Linked DNA regions of Homo sapiens: region 2 is linked to region 1. The links are chromatin contacts, found by Hi-C in ENCODE. All regions are on one chromosome and are shown on one strand. Each heading gives the region's core, a stretch centred on a gene start or an enhancer-like site at or near the end of the contact. The rest is flanking DNA. Distances are from core to core; before and after follow the strand shown.

Region 1 (5,285 bases), core at 1,085-3,584:
ACTCAGGGAGTGCCTGCCATGTGCTGGACACCTCGCTGGGTGCTAGGTGGGCTGATGAGTAAGACTGTCCACATCCTCCCCACCCCACCATCCTCACCTTCTCACCACCTTCCTGACCTCTATTGTGAATCAGGGGAAAGGAGGCATCTGGGGCACAAATTCCTCTGACAGATGAGGACCTGGGAGGAGGAGCTGGGCAATCCAACACATCTGATGCCCACCATTCCTCCCTGAGCCCACTGGGCATCCAGAGGCTGTGGTCGGACATTCAACGCAACATACAAAGGACAACTGCCTTGCTGGTGCTGCCCTTCACCCCTCCACCCCAGAATCAGACCACAGATTCGGAGATGGCAGCCCCCCAAAAACCATTTCTACTCCAACTTCTTTGCCTCTGAATTGAGGAAGCTGAGGACCCCACAGTGAGGAAAGTCTTGTTGGGATTACAGAGTAAGCTGGGAACAAAGGCAACACTAAGCCCCAGACTCCCCCGATTGGGCGCCTGCTAAGACTCTCCTCCACATTCCATGCCATGCTTACCCCACGGAGTTGTGGAACAGTGGGGAGACATTTATAAGGCAAGGTGCATCCTCAGCCCTGCCATCCCCAGACCTGCCTGCAGCTCGGGGAACGGAGTCACAGTTTCTTAGGGGTATGGACCCTCAACCCCAGGGCCCTCTAAACCATGATAAGCCCCTAGGAGGCCTTGGTCATAACCACCTATGGAGTATTTTGTGCCCAAGCCCTGCTAAGTCATAGTTCCCAAATACTCTAGCTTGGCACCCCCAGAACCACCAGAGCATCTGTGAGGCTCAACCGGTGGGGTCCTGGGCCTGCTCAAGGGGTGGCTGAAAGTTATGGGCCCACAAACCAGCACCCCATACTCTCACTCTTAATCATGCCCACAGCCCCGCTAGAGTTCACGGACCTCCGCAGCCTGCCCAGGGGCCTACCAGGGAGATAGCTCCTTTGCTAAAGAAAGAATGGATGTGGGCTAGAGCTTCCTTCCCAGGCCAGCTGCAGAGCCCCGTCACTGGCTGTCCTCCCTCATCAGAAGGGAGCAGCCTCTTGGATCATTACCCCTGACTTCCTCAGCAGGCCTGGGGGGTTTCACTCCAGCCCAGTCCTAACTCTGTTAGGAAAAGGAAGGGAACCACCATGTAAATACAGCCAGGAGACAGGCCAGGAAGCCAGCAGGATACGGGGAATCTCGGCACGGCCTCCCACCCATTTCTGGCCAGACTGGGCTAGGGGACAGGGAGGGGCCCGCACCCAGGATAGCTTGATGCCAAGCTCACTTTCCCAAGCAGGCCTTACCGGTGAACAGGAACAGCAGGGTCCAGCCGAGCTGTTCCCAGTCACCACCAGCAGGCCTGGGGATGCCTCCCGAGAAGACACCCGGGTCTAGACTGGCCCTGAACGCCAGGCCCGGCAAGGAGCGCTAGCCTTAGGAACCCGAGGCAGGGAGTCCTGGGAGTAGCCACCGCTCATCTGCTCCTGAGGAGACGGTATTCAGGCCCCACTGGCGCATCTGCCCGGCCCTCTGCTCCTTGCCCTCCACCACCCCGGCAGGCGTACCGACCACGCGAGCAGCAGGTGCAAGACGCGGGGGTGGCACTGAGATGACATAAAACCACACTCGCCCCCACCTCCCAAGCCCTGACGGCCTCCGCCACGGCCCTCCTGCCACCCCAGGCTGGCGCTTCCGTCGGATACAGAGATGGAGGTGGAGGAGCAGCCAGCTGCCCGCCTCCCTCAGACCGAGGAGCGGGAGGCGGCGCCGGGAACGTCCTTCCTCGCTAGTCCACGGCCTCCAGGGAGCATGGGCACCCCAGGCCGGCCCTCCCGCCAAGGGCGCAGCTCCGCAGTGGCCGAGGCGGGGGCCCAGCCTGGAGGCCGCAGCCCCCCGCCCCGCCCAGCCCTCCGGCCCCGCACAGCGCTCTTGCCAGGCCCCGGCGCCCGCCCGGCGGCGGCCTGGCTGTGCGGTCCCGCCCCCGGCCCCGCCGCGCTTACCCGGGGCGCTGCAGTCCGCACACACCTCCGCTCGCGGCCCCTTTCGGGACATCCTCAGCGGCGACGCGGCCGCAGCCCTCTGGGCCAGCGTGGGGGGCGCGGGCGGCGGGCCCGGGCGGCGGCGGCGGCCCCTGCTGCCCGGCCCGGCTCCGGCGAGGCCCCGGCGAGGCTCCGCGCGCCCGGCCAACCGTCCGCCCCGGGGCTGGCCCGGAACCCGCCGTGCCCGCCTGCCCGCTCGCCCTCGGGCGCCCTCCGCCCCGCGCCGCCCCGCCGCCGCTCGCGGCTCCTCTCTCCGCCCCCTGCGCGGCTCCCGGCCGCTTCTGCAGGAAGCGGCGCAGGCCCTGCCCACAGGGGGAGGGGCCGCACCCCCGCCCCGCCGCGCGCTGCCGGCCGCGCCCCCTAGAGAAAGGAAGCCCGGGCGCGGGCAGGAGGGGGCGGGGGCGCTTAAAGGGGCCGCGGCAGATGCCCGGCCCCGGCGGGCAGCGTGGCCTGCGGCCCTGGCCTCCGCTGCAGCGCTCGCCTGGCCCGGAGGCAATGTGAGTCACCCTCACAGCCCCCTCCCCTTCACTTTCCGCGTGGGGTGGACCGGGGGACGCTGGGCCCACGGACGGCGAGGGTGGGGATTAGGGAAGAAGGACTTGGAGGCCCAAGTCCCGCTCCAGGTCAAAGGGGCTGTGCCTTGGGGTACCCGTCTATCTCTGGTTGGGGTGAGGTGTGCGTCCCTGTCCCGTAGGTGTCCACATCTGTGTGTCCAGGGGTGTGTGTGTATGTGTCACACTCTTGCTGAATACGCCCACTGCTAACAATATGGACGCCCAGGTGCCAGAAAGGTCAGGCAGTGTATTCCCCTGCCTCCGGACTAAAAATATATCTATCTCTCCATGCATCCTTCCATCCAGAGAGGAGAGAATCTGGGCGGTTTTTAAAGACCTCCCGAGGAGTGACCACTGTGCCTGTGTGCACTCACATCCACTTGTCATCCGCCTTACACACACCCACGGTGTTTCTGGGCCACCAGAGGTGTGTGTGTCCAGAAAGGGTGCATATAACATAGAGGGGCCGTTTCAGGTGACGGCCTTTCTTCCTGGACTTCACACGACGAGGCAGGCAAAGGCAAGGCAGGTGAGGGACGTGGGTGGGCTGGGGGGCAGGGAGCCTAGGTAGAGGCCGCACATGAGCGCAGCCCCCGCACTGAGCATGCGCCCCCATACGCGTGTGCCGCGCGTGTACCCAACCCCCAATCCCTGCAGCAGCAAAAGGCCCGGGCACTCTGCTTGTGGGGAGAGGGTAGAGGTCCCCAGGGCCAGACCTGGGGGCCAGGTCAGTGGTGACAATTGAGGAGGGGTTCTCCAAGAGTCAGAGACTCCTGCTTGTTAAGATGGGGGCAGTCCTTTGGCAGGGGTGCTCAAGTTGGTCGATTATCCCAACGGTGCCAGAGCGGCAGTGATTTGTGGGTGGGCAGGCTCCTTCCCTAGGGGAGACAAGTAATGCTCATGAGTCACACCACCCGAAATACATGCAAAGCTGCCTCCATCGCCTTTTGCTGCGGCCCAGATTGACAAGTTTGTTTGAAATCGCGATCCATGGGCTTTATTTATAATTGCACCTTAAAAAAATCTTGCAGGCCTCCCCTCCCTCGACAGCCAGCCGCTCAGCTGGTGGGGCTTTTGCAAGCAACGATACCTAGCTGGTGTGTAGGGGGGAGCACCACCTGCCGCCCCGAGCTGCTCTCTCACCAGAGTCCATGGGCTTGGTGGCCTCAGCGGGAAGGGGGTAAGGGGCGGGGGGAGTGAGACGGGAGGAGTGGCCAGGCAGCCCGTGCCAGGCGCTCAGTCCACGAGCGGTGGCCGCCCGTTCACCCCCGATCGACCCCCAGCTATGGAATTTCATTTATTAAATGTCGAGGAGGCTGCTGGCAGCCCTGCCGCTTGGCTGTCTTTGTTTCTCCGCTGTGTGGGCGCGTCTCGAGCACGTGGCAGCTGAGAGCGCGGGCCGAAGCGCAAGCGACCTGGGTTCAGTGTCTACCGCCGCCTGGCAAAAAAAGAACACGGCCGCCCAGGGGACAGTTCCCCACAATCGACAACTCCCCACAATCCATCCTGAACTCCCCCTGTCCTCGGACTCCTGGGCTTTGCTGGGGAAGAAGGATGATTCACTCTGCTTACCCCTCCACCCCACTCCCCATCTCCTGGTTGGCTCAGAGACTACCTGGGAGTGGCCCTGGCGCGGACACATCGTCCAAACTTTGTTTCCCCCAGCCCCGTCACAGCCAAACTTCTGGGCCTGGGACTGGAGATAAAAGGGTTTCTGGATTCCCCCGTGGAGATGTCACCACCCCAGGAAGCAGGACTGCTACAGTGGAATCACACACAAGGTTCGAAAAACAATTTAATAAGGAAATGCACAGGCATGCTCCCGGCCACTCCTAGATGCCCCTCAACCGCGCCAGCCCCCTCCCCTGCACTGGCTGCAGCCACGACACTCTGCTGACCCCTGGTGGTGCAGGCGGGCAGCGGTCCCGGGCCCCCGGAGACGCCAGCTGGCTCCTCCCAGGCGGGAGAAAGGGGCGAGGCAGCCCGCTCCTCCCTCATCTCTTCCCGCTGGGGCCTGGCACCACAGGGTGTGGAGGAGGAAGGAGGGAAGACCACACAAAGAAACCTGAGAGAGTTTGCAAGCTTTTGCTGGCACCTCCCACACAAACACTTCTTGGATTGTTGTTTTAAGTAGGGCCGGTGTGGAATCCCTTATTCCTGCCTTGTTCTGAGGTGGGCTCAAGAAGGCACCGTGCCTGGTCCCGCCACCTGTCTCGGCCCGCCTGGTTGGGGGAGGGAGGCGCTGTTTCCAGGGCAGTCATTATCCTTAGCTCACCCCAGGAGGTAGTATCTAGATTCTCATTTTGAAGGGGAGTGGACCGAGAAAGTCGGAAAAATTAAGCAGTTTGCTCTTTTAAGGTCAGGCAGTTGGAGCTATTCGAACTCTGGTCTCTCTGACATCACAGTCCCCTCCCTCCAGGGACTGGTCCAAGCCTCTTGGTCCTTCCAGGCCTTGCAATTGGCGCTTGAGAGGCCAATTCAACTTTTACCACACCCTCTGCAGGGACCATTCTGGAAGTACCTCTTCACCCTGGGGTCATTCAGGAAGGAGACAGTCTCTGGAATCAGTCACTTCCCTTCCTGAAGGGCCAGCTGGGTGGAGGAACGGAGCTGCCACCTGCTGCTTTTTCTGTCCAACCTCACTCTGGTTCTTGCTGGGGACAGTGTGCGGGGGGAAAG
Region 2 (4,878 bases), core at 2,357-4,856, 1.4 Mb after region 1:
TATAAATTGCAGCATACTTTTCTTTTGTTTGACTGCTAATAGTAATTATATTGATAATTAAATCCAGGGGAAAAAATTTACCAAGAGCCTTTTTGTCACAGGAAGTTAAGAAGAATTAAAAATTTAATACACATACATACTTTTGTTGTAGAGAAGTATTACAAAGTGATAAAAGACTTTCATGCATGAAATATATTGCTTTGGAATGTAATTCTGTGGAGGAAATGGAATGGAAATACAAGTTCAGAAAGATAAAAGAATGACAAAATTTCTTTTTTTTTTTTTTTGAGACGGAGTCTTGCCCTGTTGCCGAGGCTGGAGTGCAATGGTGCCATCTTGGCTCATGGCAACCTTCACCTCCCGGGTTCAAATGATTCTCTTGCCTCAGCCTCCTGAGTAGCTGGGATTACAGGTGCCTGCAACTACGCCCAGCTAATTTTTTTTTGTATTTTTCGAACTCCTGACCTCATGATCCGCCTGCCTCGGCCTCCCAAAGTCCTGGGATTACAGGCATGAGCCACCGCACTCGGCCAAGAATGACAAAATGTCTGATGTAGGCTGAGCGCGGTGGCTCACCTCTGTAATCCTAGCACTTGGGAGGATGAGGTGGGCGGATCACCTGAGGTCAGGAGTTCGAGACAAGCCTGGCCAACATGGAGAAACCCTGTCAACATGGGGAAACCCCATCTCTACTAAAAATACAAAATTAGCCGGGCATGGTGGCGAGCGCCTGTAATCTCAGCTACTCCGGAGGCTGAGGCAGGAGAATGGTTTGAACCCGGGAGGTGGAGGTTGCAGTGAGACGAGATTGTGCCACTCCACTCCACTCCAGCCTGGGCAACAAAGTGAGACTCCATCTCAAAAAAAAAAAAAATCTGATATAAATGAAGAATTTGCTAATATATTTTTACTACCAGAGCTGACCACTCTCCCCCTTCCCCCTTTCTTTCTTTCTTTTTTTTTTTTCTTTTGAGACAGAGTCTTGCTCTGTCGCCCAGGCTGGAGTGCAGTGGTGCGAACTCAGCTCACTGCAAGCTCCGCCTCCTGGGTTCAGGTCATTCTCCTCCCTCAGCCTCCTGAGTAGCTGGGACTACAGGCTCCCGCCGTCACGCCCGGCTAATTTTTTTTGTATTTTTTAGTAGAGACGGGGTTTCACCGTGTTAGCCAGAATGGTCTCAATCTCCTGACCTCATGATCCGCCCGCCTCAGCCTCCCAAAGTGCTGGGATTACAGGCGTGAGCCACTGCGCCCGGCCCCCACTTCCCCCTTTCTTATAACCACTGCATGATTTTGCATAAAACTTTTAGGGCGTGTCCAAGAAAAAAGTTTGAAAACTACTGGTTAACTCACTCTTTCCAGAAACTTGGCTGTGAAATGGAGAAGAGGAGAGCTGGTTCCAGGGAGGCTCAGGTCAAAGGTGATTTTATTTTATTTTTTAATTTTTAATTTTTTTGAGACTAGGTCTAGCTCCTTCCCCAGGCTGGAGTGAAGTGGTGTGATCACAGCTAACCACAGTCTTGACCTCCTGAGATCTCATGGCTCATTACAGCCTCCACCTCCCTGGCTCAAGCAATCCTCCCACCTCAGTCTCCTGAGTAGCTGGGATCACAGGCCTGCGCTACCATGTCTAGGTAGTTTTTGTATTTTTTTTGTAGAGGCAAGGTTTCACCATGTTGCTCAGGCAGGTCTCGAACTCCTGAGTTCAGGCAATCCACCTGCCTCAGCCTCCCAAAGTGCTGAGATTACAGGCATAAGCCACCACGCCCCGCCAGTGATTTCATTTTTTAAGTTGGAAGATCTGAGCATGTTTAAGTGTTTAGTATCATGCCCGTTTTACAGAAAAAAAGAGGCTCTTAGAAACTACGATTTTACTCCGATGCGGAGATTCTAGAACAAGATCCAGGTAATACATCAGTCAGGATAGGCTAGGTTATGCTGTAGCAGCACACACCCACTAAATCTCAGTAAGCTGAATACATCCTAGTTTTCTTCTCCCTCTTACTACGTATCCTAGGGTGCGTTGGCAGGGAGTCTGCTCATCTTAGCCACTCAGTGACCCAGGTCACCGGATGATGGTTTCATCTCCATAATTGGGGCAGCTGGCAGAAAGGGATACAATGGCCGGCTCAGTCGCCTTTAAAGCTGGTGGGAAGTAACATATTACCTCTGTGTGTTTCAAGTGGGTCAGGGAAGTGCCAGTCCTACCATGTGCCCAGAAAGGGAAAGCACTGGAAACGTTGATGAGCAGCGCTGCCTACTCCATGACACTTCCAGTATTAGAAATAACCACAAACGCTTTTTTTTCTTTCTTTTCTTTCTTTTTTTTCTTTTTTTTTTTTTTTTTTTTTTTGAGACGGAGTCTCCCTATGTCGCCCAGGCTGGAGTGCAGTGGCGCAGTCTTGGCTCACTGAAACCTCCGCCTCCCGGGTTCAAGAGATTCTCCTGCCTCAGCCTCCCAAGTAGCTGGGATTACAGGCATGCGCCAGGGCGCCTGGCTTTTCTTTTCTTTTCTTTTTGTATTTTCAGTAGAGATGAGGGTTCACCATGTTGGCCAGGCTGGTCTTGAACTCCTGACTTCAAGTGATCCAAAGGTCGGCTACAAACTTGTATTATCTGATACCTACTTTGAGCCCAGGCCAGAAAGGATAAAGTAAAGCATGAGACGTTGTTAGTTCATTTCAACAGATTGGGGAGTTGTGGGTTTTAGTCTCTGACGCTTCATTGTTACCATGAGAGCCTGCAAGTTTTTCTTTTTTCTCTTTTTTTTTTTTTTAACCTCTTTGGGTCATCTGGGAGGACGTGGTGCTCTTTTAGCTCTAACATTTTCTGGTTGCAATGCGTTTAGGACTGGGATGCGAAGTGAGTGAGTGAGTGAGCCTTCTCAGGAAAACACTTTCTAGAATTTTGTCCGAGTGTCTGTTGGGAAACGCGCTTACATCCCGCAGAAGGCGGTAAGGACACAGCGCACAACTCTGCATTATACCTGCGAGTTAAAAAGCCAAGGGTTCGCTCACTCAACCTTGAATGCGCGTCAGAATCACCTGGGGGAGGTTTTACAAAATACCCGTGCTCCACCCAAGACAATGAAATCAGACTCCCTGCGAGCGGGGCCGAACATCAGCATTTTTGAGGACGCTCCCTGTGGCTGTGCATCGGTGATCTTTAATCCCCTGCTACTTGTTAGAGGAGCTGGATGACACTTCGTGGGCTCATTCTCATAAATAAGCTGCTGAATGGAGTCCTCTCCTCCCAAGAGTTGTCGGTGTTGCATCTTTTTTGTTGTTTATTTTTTTTTAAGCCAACGGACGAAGACATCCAACGGTGCTGCATCTTAATGGAGGGACATCCAGCTAAAGGGAATCTTGGAGACCTCCGCGGGTTTCTAGCAGCTCGCGGCATGTTGGTTTCCCAGGGCAAGAGGCCGCCACTGAAGGTCAGCTCTGTCTTTCCAGCTGGGCACTGGAGGCTCTAAGTCTGTTTTCAGCAGGATCGGAGGAAGGAGACGGGGTGGCGCCAAGGAAGGAGGAGAAAAGGCGGCCGAGAAAAGGAGGAGGGCAAGGGGAAGAGGAAGGGCGAGGGAGGAGCCTGAGGAGACTCGCCCGGCTCAACCCCGACGTCCGCGCCCCGGCCGCCTGTTGGCCATGGCGGGCCTGGGCCTGGGCTCCGCCGTTCCCGTGTGGCTGGCCGAGGACGACCTCGGCTGCATCATCTGCCAGGGGCTGCTGGACTGGCCCGCCACGCTGCCCTGCGGCCACAGCTTCTGCCGCCACTGCCTGGAGGCCCTGTGGGGCGCCCGCGACGCCCGCCGCTGGGCCTGCCCCACTTGCCGCCAGGGCGCCGCGCAGCAGCCGCACCTGCGGAAGAACACGCTACTGCAGGACCTGGCCGACAAGTACCGCCGCGCCGCACGCGAGATACAGGCGGGCTCCGACCCTGCCCACTGCCCCTGCCCGGGCTCCAGTTCCCTCTCCAGCGCGGCCGCGAGGCCCCGGCGCCGCCCGGAACTGCAGCGGGTAGGGAGGCCGGGCCCGCAGCTCCCCTGGCTCCCCCGGGCTGCCCGCCGCCTGACCCTTTCCCATGTGGCTCGAACCCCTTTCCTCAGCCGTTCTACTTTTACGTTCCTTTTCTCAGTCTAAAAGTCGAGTTCCGCTCTTCGGAGGCACTTTGGAAAGTTCATAAAAGTATGAAGAAGTAGAAAAAAACAAATTCCCCATCTTCCGAAAGCTTGTCAACTTAGCTGTTACACAGCTTGGCATATTTCAACTTCTTCCCAATCGATCTTCGGTCTCTTTCTCTGAAACTTGTAAAATTGTGGTAAGATCTATATAACATTAAAACTGGCCATTTTAACCTTTTTCTTTATTTCTTTGAGACGGAGTCTCGCTCTGTCGCCCAGGCTGGATGGAGTGCAATGGCGTGCGTGATCTCGGCTCACTGCAACCTCCGCCCCCCAGGGTCGAGTGATTCTCTTGCTTCAGGCTCGAGAGTAGCTGGGATTACAGGCGTGCGCCATCACGCCCGGCTAATTTTGGTATTTTTAGTAGAGACGGGGTTTCGACATGTTAGCCAGGCTAGTCTCAAACTCTTGACCACAGATGATCCGTCCGCCTCGGCCTCCCAAAGTGCTGGGATTACAGTCATGAGCCACAGCGCCTGGCCTCATTTTAACCTTTTATTTTTTTGAGACGGAGTTTTGCTTTGTGGCCCAGGCTGGAGTGCAGTGGCGCCATCTTGTCTCACTGCAAGCTCCGCCTCCCGGGTTCACGCCATTCTCCTGCCTCAGCCTCCCGAGTAACTGGGACTACAGGCGCCCGCCACCACGCCTGGCTAATTTTTTGTATGTTTTTTTCTTTTTTTAAAAAATAGGGACGGGGTTTC

The links. Hi-C counts contacts between places; a loop is a spot of excess contacts on that map. Pooled maps may share reads with other maps.
Region 2: a loop to region 1 is called in a pooled map, with 4 times the contacts of the local background. The contact joins the promoter of RNF135 here to the promoter of GIT1 in region 1. A Hi-C loop is called at or near these places in 1 of 50 pooled maps.

The regions. Positions count from the first base shown.
Region 1 is chr17:29,587,314-29,592,598 of GRCh38, forward strand. GIT1 (GIT ArfGAP 1) reads right to left here and starts at 2,335. Exons shown (of 20, transcript NM_014030.4): 1 at 2,014-2,335. The coding sequence starts at 2,065. RefSeq lists enhancers at 617-1,516, 2,416-3,315 and silencers at 1,734-1,923, 2,184-2,663, 4,424-4,613.
Region 2 is chr17:30,967,433-30,972,310 of GRCh38, forward strand. RNF135 (ring finger protein 135) reads left to right here and starts at 3,607. Exons shown (of 5, transcript NM_032322.4): 1 at 3,607-4,013. The coding sequence starts at 3,642. RefSeq lists enhancers at 2,743-2,832, 2,893-2,952, 3,021-3,582, 3,233-3,482, 3,583-4,144 and 1 more and a silencer at 3,563-4,102.